Regions from separate parts of the Homo sapiens genome. Here region 2 is linked to region 1. A link is an interaction called in ENCODE POLR2A ChIA-PET data of the cell type or tissue named here. Cell type or tissue: HepG2. All regions are shown on one strand. Each heading gives the region's core, and the rest is flanking DNA. Links, peaks and the distances in the headings are about the cores only. Region 1 overlaps MAST2 (microtubule associated serine/threonine kinase 2). Region 2 has its middle 8.2 kb from the start of AKR1A1.

Evidence for each region. ChIA-PET counts read pairs that join two places held together with the same protein. Peaks named below come from ENCODE experiments on the same cell type or tissue, not always from the same donor. Only the 100,000 strongest peaks of a DNase experiment are listed, where the experiment ranks them.
Region 2: POLR2A ChIA-PET joins it to region 1 with 5 read pairs; 5 of 35 experiments call an interaction of 5 or more read pairs at or near these places.

What each region holds. Positions count from the first base shown.
Region 1 is chr1:45,883,739-45,892,269 of GRCh38, forward strand. All of the region lies in intron 4 of MAST2 (microtubule associated serine/threonine kinase 2), which reads left to right. The region is part of intron 2 of LOC105378694 (a long non-coding RNA gene); the gene reads right to left. Among named protein-coding and RNA genes, the nearest start is that of MAST2, 84 kb to the left of the region's middle. In HepG2, for the core only: no CTCF peak of the experiment used is centred there; DNase peaks (open chromatin) are centred at 1,183 and 3,913.
Region 2 is chr1:45,538,362-45,546,892 of GRCh38, forward strand. No RefSeq gene overlaps it. Among named protein-coding and RNA genes, the nearest start is that of AKR1A1, 8.2 kb to the right of the region's middle. RefSeq lists enhancers at 1-409, 410-910, 5,330-5,479, 5,500-5,549, 7,346-7,525 and a silencer at 6,606-6,655. In HepG2, for the core only: no CTCF peak of the experiment used is centred there; DNase peaks (open chromatin) are centred at 4,460, 5,699 and 7,380; H3K4me3 peaks cover 2,084 bases.

The DNA.
Region 1 (8,531 bases), core at 398-8,397:
GTGGATATTCAGTCTAGCTTCACAAGTGTCCTGAGTCTTCTGTAAATGGCAAGGGCTCTACCAGGACTCTTAGAGGAATGAGACACCAAATAGGTATGCATAACTGAAAAGGAGTAGCTTTTCAGCATCATAGTCAGGAAATATTTGTACTTGGTCATTTTTCTACTATTTCTGCCCCCCCCGCTTTTTTTTGGTTGCTTCTATTTGAAAACTGCCTGAGATTTGCCTTTTCTTAGTATTAAGTGAAATAAATTAAGGCCTGAGACAGGTAGCTTCTTGCAGAAATGTGTGTCCTCAATGAATGGAGTTGCTGGGAAGAAGGAGAAGGAGGAGTATTCTTATTTTTATTTTATACCAGAATAATTTTTTGGTCATTTTAGTGATATCTAAAGTTAGGCCTACTCTAACTGCCTTAAAAACGTTTAATTAATAAGGATCAGAAATAGATTTTCCCTCCTCTTTTTTGATAAAGTAACTCACATTTAAACAATTGATCACTCAGTAAATACACAGTAATATCTACTCTGGGTCAGGTGCGGTGGCTCACACCTATAGTCCCAGCACTTTGGGAGGCTGAGGTAGGTGGATCACCTGAGGTCAGTAGTTCGAGACCAGCCTGACCAATATGGTAAAACCCTGTCTCTACTAAAAATAAAAATAAAAATTAGCCGGGCGTCATGGCGTGCGCCTGTAGTCCCAGTTACTCAGGGGGCTGAGACAGGAGAATTGCTTGAATCCAGGAGACGGAGGTTGCAGTGAGCTGAGATCATGCCACTGCACTCCAGCCTGGGCGACAGAGTGATGCGCCGTCAAAAAATAAATAAATAAATAAATAAAAAAGCCTACTCTGTGCTGGGTAGAGTGATCTAAGTTCTGAGGCTGTTAAGATTCAATTAGATAAATTCTTCTCTTTTGAAGAGCTTACACTTAAGTAAGCCAGAAGTTCTTCAGTTCTTTAATATAAACAATATCCTTTCTTATCTTTAACATTAGAGGAGTCGAAAAAGTTTTGTTCTGGAAGGAAGCAAGGAAACATGGGTACTAATATAGGCTTTGCCACTAACAAATTATGTGTGGCTTTAAAACAGGAGCTCCCACTTCTGGACCTGAATTGCCATACTTGTAAAATGAAGGGATTGGCTACCTGATCTCTATGCTTAGTCATCTCCCCAAACAGTTAAAGTTCCATGGTACCTCTTGTACACAGAGCTGGGCAAGTCTTTGTAGGGAGTGTGCAGTAGGAGGCAAAGTACTGCTTAGCATTTGTAGTAAAGAAAACAGGTAAGAACCACAAAACAAATATTTGAATAAGTTTAATTACTACAAAATTTGTTGTGTGGAAAAACTGATGTTAATAAAATGAGTGACTTACCATTTGCTCCACTGTTTCTCGTCCTCATAGCCTGATCTGGAAAATTTTTAAAGTTTCTATAATTGTCATTTAAGTCTTGGTCAGAAGGAGGGGGCATCATATTTGTGTCCCTGTTTGCCTTTCTTAGAATGGTTCTCCCAAGAGCGAATCCTATGGTGTGCTCATTCCAGGTTATAAAGGCCCGTTTCCTCTGATATATCCTTCATGGACATAGAGAAATTTAGAATTTGCCTCTAGTTTGGTGTTCTTGTCCTTTGAGAGAGCGTTTTTGTTAATTAATTTTTGAGGCTTTCAATTGCTGTGCTTTTCACGTAATATGTTAGTTGCATTAAAATGGACAGGAACTCAAATATGAGTTTCTAGACTTATGTGACAACTTGGCATTATACAAAATACACATTCTTCCACTCAACAAGTAATTCCTCCAAAGTCTCCAAATTGGTAAGTGGAAGTATAGCATAAAAATTAACAGCTTGGGTTTGCAAGTCAGGCAGATGTGGGTTTCAGTCACGGCACTATTACTTACTAGATGTTTTTTGGTAAAATCAGTTACTATATTTTTGTCTTTTTGCCTCCATTCACTTTGTCATTTGCTCAAATCTTTCCATCCATGCATCCATCATACTATATTATTTTAGTTCCAGTTAGGTGTAGGCACTATTCTAGATACTGGAGATACAGTAGTGAATAAAGCAGACAAGGTCCCTGTGCTCATGGAGTTTCCATTCTACTTAAGAGAGACAAAAACATGTATGATATGCCATATGGTACTTACTGCTATGAAGAAAAATAAAGCCAGATATCAGAGAGGAGGATGTGTGTTTCTGTGGGGGTGAGGGTTTAAATTTTAAATTTTAAATTGAATTGTCTAGGCTGGGTGTGGTGGTTCACACCTGTAATCCGAGCACTTTGAGAGACTAAGGCAGGAGGATCGCTTGAGTTCAGGAGTTTGAGAACAGCCTGGGCAACATAGTGAGACCCTGTCTCTACAGAAAAATTTTAAAAATCAAAAAATTTTGTATTGTCCAGGAATTTTCTCATTAAGGCAACATTTGAGCAGAGAACAGGAGTCTGGAATGAGTGATACTGAGATAGAGATAGATCGATAAATATATATGTATATATTATATATATTTATATACTTATATAAGTATACATATATATTTATATATTGTATACATATTTATATATGTATCTATAAGTACACACACACACACACACACACACACACACACACATTTATAGTGACATTGGTCAGATTAGGGAAGAGAGCTGTTACATTCTAATACGCAAAATGCAAACATCATCTATGCCTGCCACGATAAGGGCTTTATTGGGGCAAGGTGGTTATGAAAGTTCTTTTGGCCTGGCTCATACCATTTATTTTAGATGTAGCTTCCTGAAACTAAATCATTTTCATTTTTAGAAAGCTATTTCATATTTAAACCCATCTGGGTATTTTTTTAATGCATTAAAAATGTAGTTTAGAATATCAGACCTAAGGGAGTTGATAACTTTGTTCAAAGTACAATATCTGTGAAAAGAAGATTTTGAAGTTCTAAAGTTACTTGTATCTGTTTACCCAGGCTAGAAGGGTTTTATATTTTACTTTTTCATAATTGAAGCAGCTCTGAATGGCTTTTCTTGCCCAATGCTATAGTGGGGGCCTCTTTTTGATGATTCCTTTCAAATAGGATTGTTTCTTTTGCTGTTGTTGTTATTTTGTTTGTTTTTGTGACAGGGTCTCATTCTTTAGCCTAGGCTGGAGTGCAGTGGCGCAGTCTCAGCTCACTGCAGCCTGGTCCTCCCTGGCCTCAGGAGATCTTCCCATCACAGCCTCCTGAGTAGCTGGCACCACAGGCACCTGCCACCACATCTGGCTAATTTTTGTATTTTTTGTAGAGATGGGGTTTCACTATGTTACTCAGGCTGGTCTGGAACTCCTGAGCTCAAGCTATCTGCCTACCTTGGCTTCCCAAAGTGCTTAGATTACAGGCATGAACCACAATGCCTGGCGACTGTTTATTTTGTTTGTGAATTTCAGCACCAGTACCTAGACCCTGCATTTGGGAGCTTAATGTAAATAATGCTTATGTCTCCAGTTACCCTGAAAGTAAAGCTTTTCTAATACCCATTAGGCTTAAGATAATTTTCCTCATATTTCATGAAATGTCTTGCTTTATTTCTTAGAGGCTATGAGCAGTCAATTGAGATAACAGACTGTAGGAGTGGAGAGGTAGCTGTTGGTTGCATTCATCATGGGGTATGTGTATATGTGTGTGTTGATATTATTGGCATTGCTGGCTTGTAGTCTTTAGAGCCCTTGGGGATAGTTAACCTTTTATTTTGTCAGCTTATTCATTTGGGCAGTGGACTTAGATACCAGATATTGGATGAAAGTTAATGTCTGGTGTCTGCAGTGATAGGCACTGCATAGTGGGCAGGGAGGAGTTCCTGGGCCCCAGGGATGTGATGTGTCAAACTTTGTTCCTATGAAACTGACAGTGTCATGTACTTTCCCATTCTGATGCAACTTGATGCCTGGATCAATGCTTCTGGAAAATGTGCTAAAAAGAGATACCACCTGCTGCATACACATAATAAACCCTTTGTTGAGGTATCAGTGGCGTCTGATATAGGGCTTTAGGTTTTCTGTGGGGCTTTGAAAATCAGGAAATTTTGCAATCTTTCAAGACTCTAAAGCCCAGAGTGATAGCTTTGTGTTACATTTAAGACCCTGTCTTTTAAAAGTTGGTGGGAAGTAATTTCATATAGATTCTCTAAGTGTCCAATGGGAAGGCAGGACGTAGCAGAGGTTGGGAGGGAAGTAGCCATAGTCATCACTCATATCCCTACAGGGAACCAGTTTGTTGTTAAAAAATGGATGTAGTTGTTGGCGAGCTTTACCTGTGTAGGTGGGATCTGAAAATCCTTGAGAACCTGTTTTTGTTACTGTATGTTGAGAATAGTTGTCATGCTCATTATCCCCACATTTATATCGCTAGATCTCATAACTGTCCATTCACCATAATGTGACTGAATATTTCAGAGACATCTGAACTGCAGCATTTATGAATCTGAGTCATTGTCTTTCTCAAAAATCAGGTCCTCTCTTATACTCTAGCTTATTAAATGGTACTGCTTCCTCAAGATAGAAAATTTAGTTATTTTTGTTGCCATGCTCTTCCTTACACTCACAAGTCTTTTCTGTTATACCTCTCAAATATCTCTTGGTGTTCTGTCTTTATTTTTATTTTATTTTATTTTTTTGAGACTGAGTCTCGCTCTGTGGTCCAAGCTGGAGTACAGTGGCGCCATCTGGGCTCACTGCAAGCTCCGCCTCCCGGGTTCACACCATTCTCCCACCTCAGCCTCCTGAGTAGCTGGGACTACAGGCCCCCACCACCACGCCCGGCTAATTTTTTGTGTTTTTAGTAGAGACCGGGTATCACTCTGTTAGCCAGTATGGTCTCGATCTGCTGAACTTGTGATCCACCCACCTCGGCCTCCCAAAGTGCTGGGATTACAGGCGTGAGCCACCGCGCGCGGCCTCTTTTTTTTTTTTTTTTTTTTTTTTTTTTTTTTTTTTGAGATGGAGTCTTGCTCTCTCGCCCAGGCTGGAGTGCAATGGCACAATCTCGCCTCACTGCAACCTCCGCCTCCCAGGTTCAAGTGATTCTTCCGCCTCAGCCTCCCCAGTAGCTGGTACTACAGATGTGTGCACCACGCCTGGCTAATTTTTTGTATTTTTAGTAGAGACGGGGTTTCACCACGTTAGCCAGGATGGTCTCAATCTGACCTCATCATCCATCCGCCTCGGCCTCCCAAGTGCTGGGATTACAGGCCTGAGCCACTGTGCCCGGCTGGTGTTCTCTCTTTCTTTATACTACCACTGGTTTGTCCAGATAGTCACAGCCATTGTAATCTCTTGCCTCTGCTACTGCCATAACCTCCTAACTGGCCTTTCTTTATCTGGCATTGCTCACCCTCAGTCTACCTAACTATCATACAATAGCCAGGAAAAGCTTTTTAAAATGCGGATTTCATTATTAGATATTAATTTAAACTTTTTTGGTGAAATTTTTTTTTTTTTGAAACAGAATCTCACTTTGTCACCCAGGTTGGAGTACAGTGGTGCGATCACGGCTCAGTGCAGCCCCAGCCTTCCTGGGCTCAGGTGGTACTCGCACCTCAGTCTCCCAAGTAGCTGGGACCACAGGTGCACGCCGCCACACCCAGCTAATTTTTGTACTTCTTGTAGAGGTGGGGTTTTGCCATGTTGCCCTGGCTGGTCTCAAACTCCTGGGCTAAAACTACCTGCCTTCCTCGGCCTTCCGAGGTGCTGAGATTACAGGTGTGAGCCTCTGCACCTGGCCTTTGGTGAATTTTTTCTTACTCTTAGGATCACACCTGACTATCTATACAGTGTGGTTGCTATATTTTTCTCCATGTTTTACACAATGTGTTCTCTGTGCCTGGAATTTTTGTTTTGTTTCGTTTTGTTTTGTTTTTTTGAGGCAGAATCTCACTCTGTTGCCAGGCTGGAGTACAGTGACGCAATCTTGGCTCACTGCAACCTCCACCTCCTGGGTTCAAGCAATTCTCTTGTCTCAGCCTCCTGAGTAGCTGGGACTACAGGTGCACGCCATGACACCCAGCTAATTTTTTTTTTTTATTTTTAGTAGAGCCAGGGTTTCACCACATTGGTCAGGCTGGTCTCGAACTCCCAACCTCAGGTGATTAAGCAATTCTCCTGCCTCAGCCTCCCAAGTAGCTGGGACTACAGGTGCGCTCCACCACGCTGAGCTAATTTTTATATTTTTAGGGTTTCACCATGTTGGCCATGATGGTCTCAATCTTTTGACCTCGTGATCCGCCTGCCTCGGCCTCCCAAAAGTGCTGGGATTACAGGCATGAGCCCCCGTGCCCAGCTGGAATGTTCTTTTTCCATCTATACCAATCTAGTTCCTACACACCTTTCAAGTCCCAGCTTACACCTCACTTCCTTATGAAAGGCGTTCCTGACCTCACCCAAACCTTGCTGTCTGTAGACTAAGTTGGGTTTCCCAGAACATACTTTCAATAAAGCCTCTACTTTTTCTTCATAGCTCTTACATCAGTTGTAAATAAAGAACTATTTGTCTGCCTTTTCCCGTTGTGTAGTATGTAAGTATTAGCTCAGGCTGCTGTAACAAAATACCACATGCTTAAATAACAAAAATTTATTTTCTTACAGTTATGCAAACTAGTAGTCCAAGAAGGTGACAACATGCTAAGTTTCTGGTAAACCTCTCTTCCTGGCTTGCAGAGAGTGGCCTTCTTGCTGTGTGCTCACATGGCCTTTATGTGGTACACCAGCCTGAGGATAGGGGCATAGATCTGTCTCTTCTTCTTTTTCTTCTTCCTTCTCCCTCCTTCCTTATTTTTTCCTTCATTTTCAAGCCCAACAGTCCTATAGGATTAGAGCCACCCCTATGACCTCATTTAACCTTAATTACTTCCTAAAGAACCTATATGGAAATATAGTCAGATTGGGGGTAAAAGCTTTAACATGAATTTTGGGGAGACACAGTTTAGTCCATAGCAGATGGTAAGCTCCGTGAGGTCAGGACCATGTTGTGCGGTACAATATGCTGATCCCAGAGCCTACTATAGAGTTTAACACAAATTGGCAATCATTTGAACTTGTTCCAAACATTGGTATGGTCTGGCACAAGAATACAAATAGAGGTATACACGTTTAATCATTTAAAATAGAGCTACCAAATTGTAAAATAAAATAAATGCTTTGTCCTCCTACCTCTAGAAATATAGTTGCATAATAACAAATTTTGAAATATGTGTAAAGCTATTGATTTTTAAAAAATAAGCACATGTTAAATATTTAACTCATTGTTAGTAAGGAAATCTGGCAGATATATTAGCCAGTTCAAAGAAGTAAAAGAACCACAAAGTGATATGTGGTATGTGTATGTGTAGTGTTGAAATAAATGTATTATTTATTATAAAATTGAGTTTTTCCATGGAGAGAAGGGAAGTCAGTTGCACCTTCACTGTACAGAATTGATCAGCATGTCTATAGACAAACATTATTTTGTGCACTGGATGTACTAGCTCACACCTGTAATCCCAGCACTTTGGGAGGCTGAGGCAGGAAGATCACTTGAGCCCAGGAGTTTGAGCCCAGCCTGGGCAATGTAGTGAGACCCTGTCTCTGCAAAAGTTTTTTTAAAAAAATTAGCCAGGTGTGGTGGTGACTGCCTGTAGTCCTAGCTACTTAGGGGGCTGAAGTGGGAAGGTTGAGCCTGCAGTGAGCCGTGATTGTGCCACTGTACTCCACCCTGGGTGACAGAGAGAGACCGTTTCAAAACAAAACAAAAAAAAGAAATTATTTCACATAACGTCAGTTACCTACCTATAACTTACAGAGTTGTAAAGTAGCTCAAAGACAATAAAAGACAAACTAGAAGAGTATTCTCTAAACAATATGCATAGTTTTTTATTGGAAATATCTAGTAACCTTTTTTTCTTTTTTAACTTTTTCCAATTTTTTTTTTTATAATCTCCTACCTTTTCATCTAAAATAATTTGAAACGTTTTTGTTCACAAAACAAGGGTGGTCTCATTGGGTTTGGCCTGATTATTTGCATAGTGTGGCCAGAATATTAATTTATCATAAAGCCTTCTTAAATTTACTTTGCTGTAAATTTTTATAAAGAATCTCAGATTGGACTTTTAAAGGCCTCTATTATTTGTATTTTGAGGCTAGGAAGGCAAGCCTAAGAAATACCACATTTCACTTGTAATAACTATAAATTTGGGTGAATTCCTAAGGGTCCTGGGCCTTCCAGGAAGTGGCCTTCCTTACCATCTGTAAGTCTGGACCCTGTAAAGCCAGATACCAGGCCAGTTTTCCCAGGAAGGTTTTGTAAGTATTGGCTCCATAAAGTCAACCATAGTTCCTTAAAAGTGGTTTGTTATACCTGATCAAATAAGCATGATTCTCAAATGTGACCTTTCAGGCAAGCTCTTTGTTGGACAACCATTTTTTACAATTATATTCTGGTCAAAAGGAGAACAGATTCTTGTTTAGCCCTATTCAAATAACCATATTGCCTTGAACTGTAAGGAGACTCAGTAAGACGTTCTTAGTTCTGGG
Region 2 (8,531 bases), core at 108-8,107, 350 kb before region 1:
TCCCGGGTTCAAGCAACTCTCCTGCCTTAGCTCCCTGAGTAGCTGGGACTATGGGCGTGCACCACCAAGCCCGGCTAGTTTTTGTATTTTCTGTAGAAACGGGGTTTCGCCATGTTGGTCAGACTGGTCTCGAACTCCTGACCTCAAGTGACCCACCCGCCTCAGCCTCCCAAAGTGCTGGGATTACAGGAATAAGCCACCATGCTCGGCCATATTTGGTGATCTTATTTTTGAGTGTCATGACGATGCAAAGAGGACATGTTGGAGCCAGGAGACTGATGGAATCCTGCCCTCACCCAATTTATTGGTATCTGTCATAAGTGTACAAGTCCCATATTCATGTCAGCAGAGAAAGTGCTGAACAGGGCCGGGCGCGGTGGCTCACGCCTATGATCCCAGCACTTTGGGAGGCCGAGGCGGGCGGATCACAAGGTCAGGAAATCAAGACCATCCTGCTAACATGGTGAAACCCCGTCTCTACTAAAAAATACAAAAAATTAGCCGGGCGTCGTGGCGGGCGCCTGTAGTCCCAGCTACTCGGGAGGCTGAGGCAGGAGAATGGCGTGAACCGGAGAGGCGGAGCTTGCAGTGAGCCCAGATCACGCCACTGCACTCCAGCCTGGGCGACAGAGCGAGACTCCGCCTCAAAAAAAAAAAAGAAAAGAAAAGAAAAGAAAAGAAAAGAAAGTGCTGAACAGATATTTGCTGAATTAATCAGTCTCAATTTCCCCATTTTCAAAGATCTTAGTACCTGCTTCCTTCTACCATATGTTAGCAAGAAGATTAAATATAAAATTAATATACTTATTACTATTTTCTGAGTTTGTTGGAAGCAGAGAGTGTGGTAAGTCAGCCTCCTCTAAAACGGAGCCAAACACAGCCACTTTGGATGGTGGCGTGGAACTGCTGACAGGAGTGAGCTTTACTTATGGAGAACTAATCTAAGCCTGAGAATTGCACTGTAACTTCTATCCTTCTCCTTCCTGGAGGGGGAGGGGGGGAAATACAGGCATTTTTCTTTTTCTTTTTCTTTTGAGATGGAATCTTGCTCTGTTGCCCAGACTGGAGTGTGGTAGTGCAATCTCGGCTCACTGCAACCTCCGCCTCCTGGTTTCAAGCAATTCTCTTGCCTCAGCCTCCTGAGTAGCTGGGATTACAGGCACCTGCCACCACACCCGGCTAATTTTTTTTTTTTTTGAGACGGAGTCTCGCTCTGTCGCCCAGACTGGAGTGCAGTGGCACGATCTCGGCTCACTGCAAGCTCCGCCCCCTGGGTTCATGCCATTCTCCTGCCTCAGCTTCCCAAGTAGCTAGGAATACAGGTGCCCGCCACTATGACCGGCTAATTTTTTGTATATTTAGTAGAGATGGGATTTCACCGTGTTAGCCAGGATGGTCTCGAACTCCTGACCTCATCATCCGCCTGCCTCGGCCTTCCAAAGTGCTGGGATTACAGGCATGAGCCACCACATCTGGCCCCAGAGTAGCTTTTTTTTTTTTGAGACGGAGTTTTGCTCTTGTTGCCCAGACTGGAGTGCGGTGGCATGATCTCGGCTCACCGTAACCTCTGCCTCCCGGGTTCAAGCGATTCTCCTGCCTCAGGCTCCCGAGTAGCTGGGATTACAGGCATGCACCACCATGCCCAGCTAATTTTGTATTTTTAGTAGAGATGGGGTTTCTTCATGTTGGTCAGGCTGGTCTTGAACTCCCCACCTCAGGTGATCCACCTGCCTCAGCCTTCCAAAGTGCTGGGATTACAGTTGTGAGCCACTGTGCCCAGCCCAGAGTAGTAATTTTTGTTTGTTTGTTTTTTGAGATGGAGTCTTGCTTTGTTGCCAGGCTGGAGTGCAGTGGTGTGATCTTGGCTCACTGCAACCTCTACCTCCCAGGTTCAAGTAGCTGGGAATACAGGTGCGTGCCACCACGGCCAGCTAATTTTTTGTATTTTTCAGTAGAGATGGGGTTTTACCGTGTAAGCCAGGATGGTCTGGATCTCCTGACCTTGTGATCCACCCGTCTCGGCCTCCCCAAGTGCTGGGATTACAGGCGTGAGCCACCACACCCAGCCCAGAGTAGCTATTTTTTAAGTGTGTAAGAATTGGGCCCCTACTGCCTTAGGTGGGACAAACCAGTGTGGGGATTTTCACTGGAGATGTTTTTGATCAGTGCTATAAACTGGATTTGCTGCTTCAATCTCAAGGGGGTTTTCAGACAGGGTCTGGCCAGGGAACTCCAGAGTTCTAATTAACTTCTAATTGGCCATTTAAATAATAATATCTCGGTCTGTCCAATGCTCAGAGATCCTGAAGGATTTTATCTAATGAAGAAGGTATTTTGCTTCTTACTAGTGTCCCAGGCTTATGTGGAGCTTAATTAATGTTCATTGAGTGCCATTTGCTTCTGGTGACCCTGAAATCCTGTTGCCTCTCCGAAATAGACTCAAATATCTTGTCTCCAACTGGACAAGAACACAGTCAAGCCAAGTAGCTTGGCTATAATTGGTCTATGACTAACATGGCAGCCTTATATCAAAGGCTTATTGCTAGAATCCCTAGAAAAAGAAATGAGGTAAAAGTACAGCAGGCGCCATGTCTGGCCACAAAGACGGCAAGAAGCCCCTGAAACAGCACAAGGAGCAGGCCGAGGAGATGAATGACTAAGATGACGCTTTTAAGCAGAAACAAAAAGAGAAGCAGGCCAGGCCAGGCATGGTTGCTCATGGTTGTAGTCCCAGCACTTTGGGAGGCTGAGGCTAGAAGATCACTTGAGTCCAGGAGTTCGAGACTAGCCTGGCCAAAATGGCAAAACCCTGTCTCTACCAAAAATTTTAAAAATTAGCCAAGTGTGCTGGTGTACACCTGTAGTCCCAGGACACCTATAGTCAGGAGGCTGAGGTGGGAGTATCACTTGAGCCCAGGAGATCAAGGCTGCAATGAACCATGATCACACCATTGTGAGATCCATGATCTAGCCTGGGTGACAGAGTGAGATCCTGTCTCAAAAAAAAAAAAAAAAAAAAGGGAAGCAAAAAACCAAACCAAAACAAAACAAAAGATAACATAAAAACAAAACAAAAGGAAGCAAAAAGCCAGGCATGGTGGCTCACATCTGTAATCCCAGCACTTTGGAAAGCCAAGGCAAGCAGATCACCTGAGGTCAGCAGTTCGAGACCAGCCAGACCAACATGGAGAAACCCTGTTTATACTAAAAAAAAATATATATATATATATACAAATACAAAAATTAGCCAGGCGTGGTGGTGCATGCCTGTAATCCTAGCTATTCTGGAGGCTGAGGCAGGAGAATCGCTTGAACCCGAGGGGCAGAGGTTGTGGTGAGCCAAGATCGCACTATTGCACTCCAGCCTGGGCAACAAGAGCAAAACTCCGTCTCAAAAAGAAAAAAAAAAAAAAAGGAAGCAAAAGAAACTCAAGAGCTAAAAAATGGAGGTCTCAGGGACGGGCCTGGCTGAGGTGGGAAGATCACTTGAGGCGGGAAGTTCAAGACCAGCCTGGGCAACATAGAGAGACACTGTCTCTACAAAAAAGTGAAAAAATTAGCAACGCATAGTGGTGCGTGCCTATAGCCCTAGTTACTCAGAAGACTGAGGTAAGAGGATCCCTTGAGGCCTGGAGTTTGAGATTACATTGAGCTATGATTATACCACTGCACTCCAGCCTGCACAATAGAGCAAGAATAAACTTTTGGCTGGGCATTGTAGCTCATGCCTGTAATCCCAGCACTTTGGGAGGCTGAGGTGAGTAGATCATGAGGTCAGGAGTTCAAGACCAGCCTGATCAATATGGTGAAACCCCGTCTCTAATAAAAATACAAAAAAAATTAGCTGAGCCTTGTGTCAGGCACCTGTAATCCCAGCTACTCAGGAGGCTGAGGTAGGAGAATTGCTTGAACCTGGGAGGCAGAGTTTGCAGTGAGCCAAGATCGCGCCATTGCACTCTGGGTGTGCAAAGGAGAGTCTCTGGAGCAAGACTCCGGAGCAAGACTCCATGTTAAAAAAAAAAAAAAAAAAAAGAATAAACCTTTAAAGAAAAAAAAGAAAAATCATACAGTGGCTTATCATCTCCCAGCCCAGAATCCTACCAGAGTTGGCCCTTTGGTCTTTGTTCTACTCTAAATTATGTATCACCTGGAATTAAACCAACTGATTTAAAAAAAGAAGAAGAAAAAAAGAAAGGAAATCAGGTTCTTAAAGCCCAGCACTAGTAGAGCTCAGACAAGTTACCTTTTTATCCTAATGAAGTAGGAAGGGCACCACTATGTACCTAGCACCCAGGAATGTTTAACCTTTACTCACGTTCTGCCTGGAGAAGGAAGCCAGGCTGCAATGCAGGGATCTGGCTCCTGAACTCTGTCAAGGCTGAGGCAGGGCTGGATAAGAAATCTCTACCCCCATGTCAGGCTTGTGACCAGCCTCCTCCCTCATCTTGCACAACCTTGATCCAGGGGCAGGAACTGATACACTGGCCTTTGGAAGCCGTAGGACTTTGAACTTCGTTGAACTTCGGAGCTGAAGGGCTGAACAGAGCTGGTGCCAAACCCACTTTTAGTAACCCCATAGTTTTTTTTTCCCCCCACTTAACAACATATCAAAGACATTTTTTCCACAACAATACTTACATATTTACTTTATCCTTGTTGTGTCTGTATTTATCACATGGATGCACAACAATTTATTTTGGATATTCCCTTCCTACAAATATTTACGTAATATGTTTTAATTTTTTTATATTAAAAATATATTTTAAAAATAGAGACAGGGTCTCGCTATGTTGCCCGGGCTGGTCTCAAACTGCTGGCCCCAAGCAATCCTCCAATCTTGGCCTCCCAAAGTGCTGGGATTACAGGCGTGAGCCACCACGCTCAGCTGATTTGGGTAATCTAAACAACACAGTAAACAGCCTTGTCCCTTTTCTATTATTTCCTAAAACTAAGTTCCTTACAATTGCTGAATCAGAAGGGATGGACATTTAACATTTTCATATATATTATCAAATTGCCTTATATATATGTTTTCTTTTTCTTTCTCCTACTTGTATTTTGAAGTATATATATTTAAATTTGTAATACTTTTTTTTTTTTTTTTTTTTTTTTTTTAGAGACAGGGTCTTGCTTTGTCATCCAGGCTGGAGTGCAGTGGCACAATCATAGCTAACTGTAACCTCAAACTCCTGGGCTTCAGTGATCCTCCCACCTCAGCCTCCATTGTAGCTAGGACTACAGGTGCACAACACCTCTATTTTTGTAGAGACAGGGTCTCAGTATGCTGCCCTGGCCTCATGTGATCCTCCCACCCAGCCTATGCTCCCTTCTTATCAAACCACATGTAGTTCCTGGAATGTAACATCCTGCTTCATTCCTCCACAACTTGGCACATATCAATTCCTCTGCTCAGACTACCATTCTCCAGCTTCCTTTAACTCCCTTCCCAACAACAGTCTATTTTTCCAAAAAACTCCTGGCACATGGTAGATATCATTAAATATTGGTCAGTCGAATGAATAAATCAATCACTTCTACCCACTTTTAGCACAGAGCAGCCTCTGTGGGTGACATGTGCAACAGAAGACCGTAAAATTAGGAAATGCAGTTGACAGGGGAAATCCGCACCGCCATATGACAGGCTGTCTGCTTCCGTCAGCGGTTATTCCCTTGCCTGCCTGCCCTAGCCCACACCACTTCCTCCTCTTCCCCCCACCCCCGACTTTCCAGTCCCAGTCCATTGGTTTCAGTTGGCTGCAGCCTCCTTTCCACCACTTCACTGCAGCATTGATCTTTGTAACTGCCATAATAGAACTGATTCCTACCCTGATATAACTATAGCTTCTATGCCAACAGCTGTAGCTCTACATAATCATGTGTGTGCATGTACAGGTGTAAGTGTGCTTGCATGGGTGCATGAGTGTATATGTGCGCATGCATGAGAGAGAAAGAGACTGCAACCCTGTGCAGAGTCCTCCTCCTCTATTCTGGAGTTCTGTCTCTGTCAGGGATGGGTGGCAGTTTGTAGTAGTTTCACTTGAAGGGGTAGGAGAAGAGGGAACAGTTTTCCTATTTCAACCTAGCTTGCAGCAGCCTATTTTGAATATAAATAATAATCATTACCACTCATTAAATCTCTATGTACCACCAGGCACTTTACATCCATTGTTTCATTTAATCCCCAAACAACTCAAAAAAGTAAGCATGGCCAGCTTGGTGGCTCATGCCTATAACTGCAGCACTTTTGGGAGGCCAAGGTGGGAGGATCGCTTGAGCCCAGGAGTTTGAGATCACCTGGGCAAATATAGTAAGACCTCGTCTCTACAAAAAATAAACAAAATTAGCTGAGCACGGTGGTGGACAGTTGTAGTCCCAGCTACTTGGGAGGCTGAGGTGGGAGGATTGTTTGAGCCTGGGAAGTCAACACTGCAGTGAGCCGTGATCATGCCACTGCACTCTAGCCTAGATGATAGAGTAAGACTCTGTCTCAAAAAATAAATAACATATATTTAAGAAATTAAGAATTTTGCTTTGGTGCATAATCAGGAAAAAAGCAATAAATGGTTCTGAGGACCAAGTCACTCTGGTGGGATTGGGGATTGGAGCTCAGATCCCAAAAGATGAGGTAGCTGACTGCATAATGCAGTCCCCAGGGCCTGGTGCCAGCCTTGCTGGCTCTCAGCAGCCACTTGAATGGGACCACAGGATTTGAGGGGCCTGAGAGGGAGAATAATGCCTCAGTGCACAGGCCCAGGGCCATTTCCAGTAGCTACCTGTGTAGGGACTTTCACTACTTGGGGGAAATGAGTCAGGTCTTGTGAAGTTGGTTTCAGAGCTGGCCAGAGTTTAGGAATGATTCGGCCCTAATAGGGGATTAGAAGGAACTTAAATATGTTCCTTAAATGTGCGCTCATTACAATGTCACTAGAAGGTCCACGCATAAAGTCAAGATCTTGTTCAGGCCCCCTTATCGCCCTGCTTCGTATATGGGTCCTCTGGGAACCTGAACTCTGTTCTTCATTCTCATTCAGACAGCCTAGCCTACAGTAAGCAGGAAGTGCCAGCAAATAAGTCACTGGGGTAGCTCCGGGACAAACTCAGAGACTTGGACAGCAGGCATTTATTTCTTCATCTCTTCTACCTGGCCACATTCCTCTTAGGGTCTAGAAACCCCTGCCAAATGCTAAAACGTTCAGTGAGGGGTGCTGAGAACTTAACCTTTCCCTCCCTCCTGCCTAGTTGTCCAGAAAGGGATGCTCCCTTCTCCTTCCTAGACAGCCATTCTCACTTTCTAGCTCTTCATCTGTTTCAGCCTCCTCTGTCGCCACACAAGGCCAACCCTGCACACACACATAGGTATGCATTCTGCCTGTTCTACATTAGCCCCTCTGGACTGTGAACCTTGAAGGCAGAGAACAAGGCTGGTCCTTTTTTTTTTTTTAAATTTTTGTGATGAAATCTCACTCTGTCACTCAGACTGGAGTGCAGTGAACAATCTTGGCTCATTGCAACCTGCACCTCCTGGGTTCAAGCACTTCTCCTGAGTAGCTGGGATTACAGGTGCCTGCCATCACACCCGGCTAATTTTTGTATTTTTTGTTTGTTTGTTTTGATTTTTGTTTTTCCGTCGGATTTATTTCCTCACATTACAGCATACTTTTCATATGAGCCTACACATATCAGATGGTAACTCTGGAATGGGTGAGTCTGTGACACTGACCCAGCACAGCTGTGAGGGTGATGACAGGCAGGTTAGCAGGTGCGCACAGAGGGGCTTTCTTCTAAATTGGAGGTCAGGTTAGATGATTCAGCTCCGCAGAGCTCATTCAGTGCTCCGTCTTCTGGTGGCTTCCCTTGATTTCTAATAAAAGCTGCAGATGGAGTCACTCAGTTCCACATGGCTGGGGAAGCCTCAGCAAACTTACAATCAAGGTGGAAGGCACCTCTTCACAGGGTGGCAGGAAAGAGAATGAGTGCCTAATTTTTCTATTTTTAGTAGAGATGGGGTTCCACCATGTTGGCCAGTCTCGTCTCAAACTCCTAACCTCAAGTGATCTTCCCACCTTGGCTCCCAAAGTGCTGGGATTGCAGGTGTGAGCCACCGTGCCCGGCCAAGGCTGGTCCATTTTTGTGCCCAGTGAAAGGACTAGGACATAGTATATGCTAAGTAAATGTTAGCTAAATGTATGATCCATGATCCCCCCCACAATTATCCCATTATTTTTTTTCTTTTTCTTTTTCTTTTTTTTTTGAGACAAGAGTCTCGCTCTGTCACCCAGGCTGGAGTGCAGTGGCATGATCTTGACCCACTGCAACCTTCACCATCCAAGTTCAAGGGATTCTCATGCCTCAGCCTCCAAAGTAGCTGAGATTACAGGCGTGCACCACCATGCCCAGTTAATTTTTTGTATTTTTACTAGAGATGGGGTTTCACCATGTTGGCCAGGCAGATCTTAAACTCCTAATCTCAAGTGATCCACCCGTCTTGGCCTCCCAAAGTGCTGGGATTACAAGCTTGAGCCACCGCGCCC